Regions from separate parts of the Homo sapiens genome. Here region 1 is linked to region 2. Evidence: read pairs that join two places in POLR2A ChIA-PET (ENCODE). Cell type or tissue: GM12878. All regions are shown on one strand.

Evidence for each region. Peaks named below come from ENCODE experiments on the same cell type or tissue, not always from the same donor. Only the 100,000 strongest peaks of a DNase experiment are listed, where the experiment ranks them.
Region 1: POLR2A ChIA-PET joins it to region 2 with 8 read pairs; 6 of 35 experiments call an interaction of 5 or more read pairs at or near these places.

What each region holds. Positions count from the first base shown.
Region 1 is chr17:78,832,250-78,837,249 of GRCh38, forward strand. It overlaps USP36 (ubiquitin specific peptidase 36), which reads right to left. Exons shown (of 21, transcript NM_001385174.1): 3 at 3,862-4,123; 4 at 3,031-3,252. The coding sequence starts at 4,114. Among named protein-coding and RNA genes, the nearest start is that of USP36, 6.1 kb to the right of the region's middle. In GM12878, no CTCF peak of the experiment used is centred here; no DNase peak of the experiment used is centred here.
Region 2 is chr17:78,726,366-78,731,365 of GRCh38, forward strand. All of the region lies in intron 1 of CYTH1 (cytohesin 1), which reads right to left. Among named protein-coding and RNA genes, the nearest start is that of CYTH1, 53 kb to the right of the region's middle. RefSeq lists a silencer at 4,618-4,697. In GM12878, a CTCF peak has its summit at 1,678 (motif pointing right); no DNase peak of the experiment used is centred here; H3K4me3 peaks cover 3,921 bases; H3K27ac peaks cover 4,935 bases.

The DNA.
Region 1 (5,000 bases), 110 kb after region 2:
GCTCCGTGCCACGTGCACAGTGGACCCTCGTCAGAACAAACACCCCTTAGGATCCTCAACTCTTCAAATGCCATGTGCTAGGAGGGGGAGACCACAGCCAAAGCCCACTTAGGGGTCACTCAGGATCCAGTGGGGTGCAGGAAAAAAAGGCCACAACGTCTCTTCATATGTTCCAAGATAGTAAGATGCACTAATATTTCACAGTGATACTGGCCCATGGGACCGGTATTGGAAGGAAGACCAGGCGTTCCCCTTGAAGGGATGGCCATGGCTGCCTTACTCACACGCTTGCTGCTGACATGCTGCAACAAACTGCAGCTTACCTGTGCCAGGTTACGGGGATTTACAGATATTATCTAGTTTTAACTAAATTAATCCTCACAAAGTTGGCAACTGGCTCAAAAAGATCCTGCAGAGAAACCAAGAATGGAAGGCAGCTCTACAGTGGAAGAGCCCTGACAGGCCTGGGATAGCAGAGTCTTACTGCCAAAACCATGAGACGAAAACAACAGCCATCTAGTCAAATCTTACTGAAAGTCCACCCAGAACCACCTCAAAATTACCAAGGTCACCACTGGAAATAGGGGCTACAATTAGCCATCTCAACAATGTGCTTCTGCAGGGCACGGTGGCTCATGCCTGTAATCTCAGCACTTTCGGAGGCAGAGGCAGGCAGATCACCTGAGGTCGAGAGTTCAAGACCAGCCTGGTCAACATGGTGAAACTTCGTCTCTACTAAAAATACAAAATTAGCCAGGCGTGGTGGCGGGCACCTGCAGTCCCAGCTACTTGGGAGGCTGAGGCAGGAGACTCTCTTGAACACAGGAGGCGGGGGTTGCAGTGAGCCGAGATTGCACCACTGCACTCCAGCCTGGGCGACAGAACGAGACTCCATCTCCAAAAAACGCCCCCAAACAATGTGCTGCTTCATCTCAACAACTATGCCTTGATAATTAACCTTTGCTGCTATGAAGCCATCGCAATTAGCAAGATGTTTACAAACACTTCCCACTGCATGGCCATCTTGTGTTCTTTTTTTTATGTTTTTTTGAGACGGAATCTTGTTCTGTTGCCCAGGCTAAAGTGCAGTGGTGTGATCTCAGCTCAATGCAACCTCTGCCTCCCAGGTTCAAGTGATTCTCCTGCCTCAGCCTCCCAAGTAGCTGGGATTACAGGTGTGAGCCACCGTGCCCAGCCAGTAGCAGTCACTTCTATAGCACTCCCTCTTTGCGGGCTGCTACTCCAGGCACTTGACTCACTCAGAATTTATCGGAGCCTCACGCAACTCTGTAAGGAAGACAGTCTCATTCTTCCATAGACCAGGGACATTCTCAAAAACTCACAGTTACTAAGGGGCAAACTGGGAAGCAAACCCTACAGGCCAGGCTCCTGAGCTGTGTTTTCAACTGCTCTGCTCCCTCCAGAATTCTACTTAGAGATTTTCTGCGATGAAAACATCCTGCATTCCTAGGATAAACATAAGTTGCTTACAGTTTTTTAGAAACTGTGTCATTTGGTAGTATTTTCCTACAATTTTTATATCTATGTTCGTGAAGAAGTTGTGGTTATCCATTTTCTTTCTCGCATTTTCCTTATTATTGTTATCCGAGTTATAGGAACTTTATAGAATGAGCTGGGAAAGATTCTCTCCTCCTCTATTCTTTGGAAGAACGTGTAAAGGATTGGAATTGTTTCTTAAAAGTTACATAGAAATTGGCTGGGCACAGTGGTTCACACCTGTAATCCCAGCACTTTAGGAGGCCAAGGCGGTTGGATCACCTGAGGTCACGAGTTCAAGACCAGCCTGACCAACATGGTAAAACCCCATCTCTACTAAAAATACAAAAATTAGCCAGGCGTGGTGGCGTGCGTCTATAGTCCCAGCTATTTGGGAGGCTGAGACAGGAGAATTGCTTGCACCCAGGAGGCGGAGGTTGCAGTGAACTGAGATCACACCACCGTACTCCAGCCTAGGCAACAGAGTCCGTCTCAAAAAAAAAAAAAAGTTACACAGAAATAACATTGTCTCTGCTTGGGGTTTTTTATGGGAAGATTTTTAACCAATGCTTTAATTTCTTTAATAGTTAAAAGACTCTTCACTTTCTATTTCTTTCAGTTTTGGTAAGTTATATCTTATTTCACCTCTATTTTAATCAAATAGAGCACACCACCACATCCAGCTAATTGTTTCGATTTGTTTTTTGTGTGTGTGAGATGGAGTCTTGCTCTGTCACCCAGGCTGGAGTGCAGCGGCATGATCTTGGTCAGCTCACTGCAACCTCCACCTTCTGGGTTCAAGCAATTCTCCTGCTTCAGCCTCCCGAGCAGCTGGGATTACAGGTGCACCCCATCACGCCTAATTTTTATATTTTTAGTAGAAACCGGGTTTCGCCATGTTGGCCAGGCTGGTCTCCAACTCCTGACCTCAAGTGATCTGCCCACCTCTGCCTCCCACAGGTGTGAGCCACCGTGCCCGGCCTTGATTTGTTTTTGTAGAGATGGGATCTTGCTGTGTTGTCCAGGCTGCACGTTTTATAATACACATAAGATATGCTGATACAACAACAGATGCATAAAACAATTGGGCTAGGCATGGTGGCTCACACTTATAATCCCAGCACTTTGGGAGGCTGAGATGGGAGGATCATGTGAGCCCAGGAGTTCAAGACTACAACGAGTTGTGATGGAGCCACTGCATTCCAGCCTGGGTGTCAGAGCAAGATACTGTCTCTAAAAAAATAATATTTGTATATATATATATATATATATTTTGGAAGTATCTTTTGAAAACGTTTCTGTCTGGGTAATTATTTACAGAAAAGCTTGGCGAACACAGCCCCACCTGACCGATTCACCTTCATGGCCCATTCTGCAGCAGGCATGATTCAAATTTAGGTTTCATCAGTTACTATACATTATGAACTACCCTCCTAAATTTGACCCAGACTGAGAGCAGCAGTGCCACAAGTGCATGGGCTTATCTAATCCAGAGGACCCACAGCCACCCCACTGCTGCAAACCCACACTCACAGCTGCGAGCATGCTCCTTGGAGAGCAGGTAGTTGGCTAGAGGTGGTGTGTAGGTCAAGCACTGGATGGTGGCATTGAGAAAGCAGGTGTTGCCAAGGTTGTGGAGTCCTGCGCCCACGCGGAAGACCCGCTCCCACCTCAGAGACAGTCGCTCCGTGGGGAAAAGCACTTTCTGCGGGGCTGGGACTCCGTCACCACAGCTCTCATACGTGTGCTCACTGCCTGAGGAAGAAAGGGACAAGGGAAGAAAAGAGGAAGACGTAAGTCCACACACAGGTCGTCCACAAAAAGAAACTCCTGAAGCATACACTTAGCATGCAGTGACTCGGAACATGGCACCAGAGAAGAACTGGTGTTCTGGTTTACAGGACATTCCTGGAAAGCTCAGGAGTAAACCCAGCCATCCCACGGACCTCCTAGGCTGCTTGGCTAAAGAATTCAAGGGCCCCTCTATAGATGGAGGACACAGCTCAGAGACTGAGTGGCGGAAGGAGCCAGGCCTGGCACTCTGCACCACACTGTGCCCACATGCAGCCCACCCCATTTCTCTTTCTTAGTTCCAAGCCTGACTTTCGACTGTATTATACTTGGGATAGGGGGACAGCAAGTCCAAGGACCCACCAAGTACACAGATCCACCAAGCACACAGATTTCCTTGCTACCAACCCTGTATCATTACTTCTATAACTGAAATCCACTGACCCCATGTAAAAATTCATAACTCTTTGACCACATTCTCTTGTTTTTCCTACTAATTAGTCAATATTTAAGTCCATCCACTTCGTCACCCCGGAGTGAGGGCCTCTCTGCCAGCACACTGCACATCTGTACCCTGTCTCCTGGCCGGTGGGTCATCTCCACTCTTGTGGCGACTAGCTCCCTCTGTTTTGGGGTTGAGCAACACATATTTGCTCTTTAAGGCCTCCAGCTGGTAGGAGAAGCTCTTGCTGGCTGGCTCGAACTCGATTTTCTGTAAAAGGACCTTCTTGGCAGAGGAGGCAAGAAGCTTCCCCAGTTCTCCATCATCAGCCGAGTCCTTGCGGCCGGGTTTCAGGGCCTCCTTCAACTTATCCACTATTGGCATGGTGCATCACTGTGGGGACAAGAAGAAACATAGAGCCATAGATAACGAAATCCCGGGACAAAAACATCTCTTAAGATCTCCTCTTTGGTCATTATGGATGCTAGCCACCACAAAAGCTCCCCTGGATCAGTGATCCCCTGGATCAGCTGCACAAAGGAAACAGGGAGACCCAGCACTAATCACTTGGACATATTAGTTCACATTTCCCCCACAAAAAGATAAGATGCCACTACAAATAGAGGTGAGCAGACAACAGTGGCCCTGAGGCAGCCAGACAGCCCCTGCCATGTGCATCTCTTCATCAGATACTCATCAAGTGGCTCTGGACATCATTCTTGGTGCCATTTCCTTCCAAAGGTCATCACGTGGTCCAAATGTCTGCTCCAAAACAGGGGCACACTAATTCTCACATACAAACTGGTTATACACACACGGACACACACACACACACACACAAACGGACACACACACACACACCCACGCAATAAATGAATTAGCATGCAGGTCAGATGAGCATGCATGTCTGTACAGACCTGCACTCTTCAATATGAAGGCCACAGGCCACACGTGGCTACTGAGCATGTGAAATGAGGCTAGTCCAGGTTGAGAGGTGCTATAAGTGTAAAATGCACACCAGATTTTGAAGAGAAATACTCACTAGTATAAGAAGAGAATGTAAAACATCCCAGTAATTTTTAGATCAGTTACCTGTTGAAATGGTAATATTTTATATATATTGAGTTAAATAAATTATGAAAATGAATTTCACCTGCTTCTTTTTAATGTGGCTACTATAAAATTTTAAATTATATTTGTGGCTTGTATTAATCTCCATTACACAGTGCTTGGAGTACAAATTATCTTTTTAAAAGTGAGGAAGGAGAAG
Region 2 (5,000 bases):
TGCATGGAAACGAGGCCCCCTGTCAGTTACTGTGGAAGAGGCCCCCTGTCAGTTACTGTGGAAGACACAATGCTGAAAAGACATGGTTTCGGCCCTCCAAGAGCTCATGTGTTACTATTCCTTTTAAAGAAAAAAGAAACAGGCAGCCCGTAAATGCCAAATAAATGCTGTCTGCAAGGTGCTATGCGGAGTGGGGCTCAGAGAAGAGCAGGGCCCAGGTTAGTCCAAGACGGTTCCACGCGAGAGCCTGGGAGAGGGCAGTCCAGGCAGAGGTGGAAAGGGCAACACAAGGGACAGAGTCTGGAAGAGCAAGCTCCAGGCAGACTGTGGTGCCTTTGAATTTGACACCGAGACAGGTGGATTCTATTCTGCTGTTGAGTTGGGCGAGAGATAAAGAAGCTCTTCTGGAAGAGCAAGAAGCGGCAGCCAGGCGCCATGAGAAAGAAAAGGGACTGGAAGCTTTGCGTAGTCTTCACTGCACCGCGGTCTGCACTCCTGTTCAGAAGCGGTAGCAAAGAAATAAGTGGTTTTTTGCCCTACTCCAACTCACACCTTCAACTACCATCCTTATCCAGCACTAATTCCCCAAACCACTACTGACTTCCCATCCTCTTTCCAGTTCTCTCTCTCAGGCTCAAGGACAGGTGCAACCAGAAAGTGACCCTCTGACAAGCGTGCAAGGGCAATGTGCATCAATCATTTTATTTCTAAAGCGGAAAATGAGGCACAAGGAATACATTCAAATCTCGCAGTTTCATCAGCATCCCAAACCCACGAATTCACAATGCTGCTCAAAGGTCCTCTCTGCCCATGAGGCGTCCCCAAACCCCAAATCACCTGGGCCACAGGCTCCAAGCACCACAGACATGATAAGCATAAAGCTTTTAGGCGAGTCAGCATTCTCAATCTCCCCTCCTTCTGTGTCCCATGAAAACAGAGGCCTGGGGTTTTTTTTACTTTTTTCTTTAAATTCTATTCCACTCCTTACACTTAAAAATGCCTCATTATTCTTTAGTAAATGCTAGGAGCATAAAATCTTCTTCAAAGAAGCAAAAACTGGCATCTGTTCCTGCTCTGAGAAGTCCTTGAAGATCTCTTGAAAGGAAGGTCATTTCTACCTGCACCTCAAAATAGAAACAAACTGGCTCCCTGTTCCAGACATCACCCTTACCAGAGTTGCCCCGAGTCCGGGTTTGCAAAAGTTTGGGAGAGGTGTAAGAAGGAGCTGACTAGGGCACCAGCCTTCCAAGTCGCGGGAAGGTCCAGGATACTGGCCCCCTGCCTCCACCTACCAGCAGGGCAAGGCTGGAGCAGGCACGGCCGACCCAAGCCTCCTGGCGAGTGCATCCTTCTGGTGCCAACTCAGTGTGTTAGGAGGGCAGGCTTCTTCTTCTCTGTCTTGGCTGCTCTCATGAGGCTGCTCTTGGACCGTCCCCTATCTCCTGCCCATGCAGGGGGCAGAACTGTAGGAGGAAGAAAGACGAGACCTATGGCAGGGGCAGCCAAGGAGAGCAGTGAGGAGGAGCAGAAGGCAGGCCAAGCTCTGCACCTTTGAGATCCAGGGCAGCACACCCACTCCAGAACTAGCTGAAGAGGTGCTGACCCATGAGAGGGCAGTGAGTCCCTGATATCATGCAGGTGTCCTATGGCCTCCCTCCACGACAAATGGATGCCCACCTCTAGGTGGCACGATATAGTCAGTTTCTCTGGACAAACTCTATTCTACCCCAAACACTGGTAAATCCTCCCCAAGCCAGGCTGGTTCCTGCAGCAGGGCCAGCCTCTCATCTAGACAGGAAAAAGAAACATGGAAAACAAAGGGGACCTGAGCAAAGGTAGAAAGACCCCAGTAATCAAAGTTCTCGTACATACACCACGATGTTTAAAAACATTATTTACGCCGGGTGCAGTGGCTCACTCCTGTAATTCCAGCACTTTTGGGGGCCGAGGTGGGTGGATCACTTGAGGTCAGGAGTTTGAGACCAGCCTGACCAACATGGTGAAACCCCATCTCTACTAAAAATACAAAATTAGCCAGGTGTGGTGGCACATGCCTGTAATCCCTGCTACTTGGGAGGCTGGTATTACAAGAGAATCACTTGAACCAGGGAGGCAGAGGTTGCAGTGAGCCAAGACCACGCCATTGCACTCCAGCCTGGGTAATGAGAGCGAAACTCCATCTCAAAAAAAAAAAAATTATTTACATTACCAACATGATGTTTACAGAAATATAATAAAAAGGATATTAAACTTCACATGGGAAAAAATATATATGACAATAGTCAGAAAAATATGAAAGGGAGAAAGGGTAACGTGAGGGTGTAGCTACCTGAGATTAAAGCACGTGAGGCTTTGGTAATTGAAACTGCAACGGAAGAAAAAGACCAGAAAACAAACTCAAGAAATACTGAAACACACACGTAGCACTTTGAATCGGTAAAGAAAAATAGGATTATTCAGTCAAGGGTGCTGAGCAAATAAATAGCCAGCTAGCCATTTGGGATAAAACTAAGCTGAAATGAATTCTAGCTTAATCAAAGATGTTAATGTAAAATAAAACCTGAATAATTCTAGAATAGAGCATGAATTAGTATAGTCATAATATTGGTGAGTCTGCTCATTTGCGACATGAAAATGAAAAGCTTCTGAGTGAAAAATAATATCCCATAAGCTAAAAGGTAAACAACTAGGACAATAAATTCACAAAACATATGACAAAGGGTTAATATCTTTTTTTAAATTAATTAACTTATTATTTTTAGAGAGAGGGTCTCACTCTGTACCCAGGCTGGAGTGCAGTGGTGTGATCATAGCTCACTGCAGCCTCAAACTCCTGGCCTCAAGCGATACTCCCACCTCAGCCTCCAGAATAGCTGGGACTATAAGTATGTGCCACACCTGGCTAGGGTTAATTTATTTAAGTCACAAAGAAAGCAGCATAAAAATTAGTAAAGCAAAGATGAATACAATGAGCAAAGGATATAAAAGACAGATTACAAAAAGAGAAATACAAATGGTCACACAGAAGAAGATGCTCACAGTCACTATGTGTTTAATGCAAATTAAAACATGAATAACATACCATTTTCCATTAGTCTGGCAGGAATCAGAATGCCAGATGAGACGAAATACTGTCAGGGGAGTGGGCTACACAGGCAGTCTCCCGTGCTGCTGGGAGAGTGTAAACTGGTACAACCTTTTGGCACTAGCAAAACATAAAGAGCACACACCTTTTGATTTGATTTGAATCAAACTTATGAATTTGATTCTTAAATTCCACTTAAGAGTGGATATGCTCCCCAAATTCCAAAAATTTTAAACTACCTAAAAACTACTTGGTAATTTAAAAGAATGAGGTGATTTGTAAATGCTAACATGAAAAGATCTCTAAGACACATCTGGTGAAACAGGATGGCACAGAATACCTTCTCACAAGTAACACCTACGCTTGCTAAACACACAGGGAGCTTCTGAGAAGGACACACTTGAAACTGCTAGCAGGAATCACCTTTCAAAGCAAGGACTGTGGAAAGAGAGTGGGGGAGGCCTGGACTCTTCCTCTTCTGCCTATCTGTATATCTGGATCCACAACTAACACAAAATTTGATGTTGAAGTTTTTATTCAAAGAAAATACAGAAATGCCCCCAGCCACTTATATTTGCTCAGACTGGCCCAATATTTCTATTATAGAAGAAACATCCTTGGATTCTGTTTTAATGCCCATGAAGTGCCTGTTGTAACTACACCCATTCTGCTGTGATTTCGTATGTGGTCTCTCGTCTGAATTCTGTGACTCAGAATCCCAATTCTTCACAGAAAACACAAAGGGAAAGAGACTTTAGACACCAGAAGGAAAGGCGTCAATAGTCACTGACTAGGCCGGGCGCGGTGTCTCACGCCTTTAATCCCAGCACTTTGGGAGGCTGAGATGGGCGGATCACGAGGTCAGGAGATCAACACCATCCTGGCTAACACGGTGAAACCCCATCTCTACTAAAAATACAAAAAAAAAAAAAAAAAAAATTAGCCGGGCATGGTGGCGGGTGCCTGTAGTCCCAGCTATTCTGGAAGCTGAGGCAGGAGAATGGTGTGAACTCGGGAGGCAGAGCTTGCAGTGAGCCGAGATCACGCCACTGCACTCCAGCCTGGGCGACAGCGAGACTCCGTCTCAAAAAAAAAACAACAGTCACTGACTCAAAAAAAGAAATTCACTGCATCTTTTTTTAGGTCAGAAATTGAGCTTCCATGATTCCTCTGTAGAGGAAGGAAGAACATGATACAAGTTACGAAATTATTATTATTATTTTTTTGTTTTTGAGATGGAGTCTCGCTCTGTCGCCCAGGCTGGAGTGCAGTGGTGCAATCTCAGCTCACTGCAAGCTCCGCCTCCTGGGTTCACGCCGTTCTCCTGCCTCAGCCACCCGAGTGGCTGGGACTACAGGCGCCCGCCACCACGCCCGGCTAATTTTTTGTATTTTTAGTAGAGATGGGGTTTCACCGTGTTAGCCAGGAAGGTCTCGATCTCCTGACCTTGTGATCTGCCTGCCTCGGCCTCCCAAAGTGCTGGGATTACAGGTGTGAGCCACCGCGCTCGGCACGAAATTATCTTCTTAAGGAAGAAGTGAATGTGCTAGGGAAAGTCCTCACACACCAGCTGATCTACAGGAAAGCAGAATTTGACTTTTCTGTCTCCATTTTTCCCCTAGTGTATTACCTAGGGCTACAGAATCAACGCATCACATAGTCAGGAGAAAAACAAAAAGGTAACTTGGAATATATGAAGGCAGGAGATCAGCATAACTCAACAGTGGCTGTTGAAACTTAAAATCCTGGCTGATTTGGACTCAGTTTTCAGAGTCCTTCCCAGGAGCCACAGCAATGGCTTTCATTTGCAGAACTGACCAGGGCTAGACTAGATAACTTCTAAGGCACCTCATGGCTTTAAGAGTCTGTGATTACACTACTGTTAGTGACTCTGTCCCAGGTAATTACTTAATGG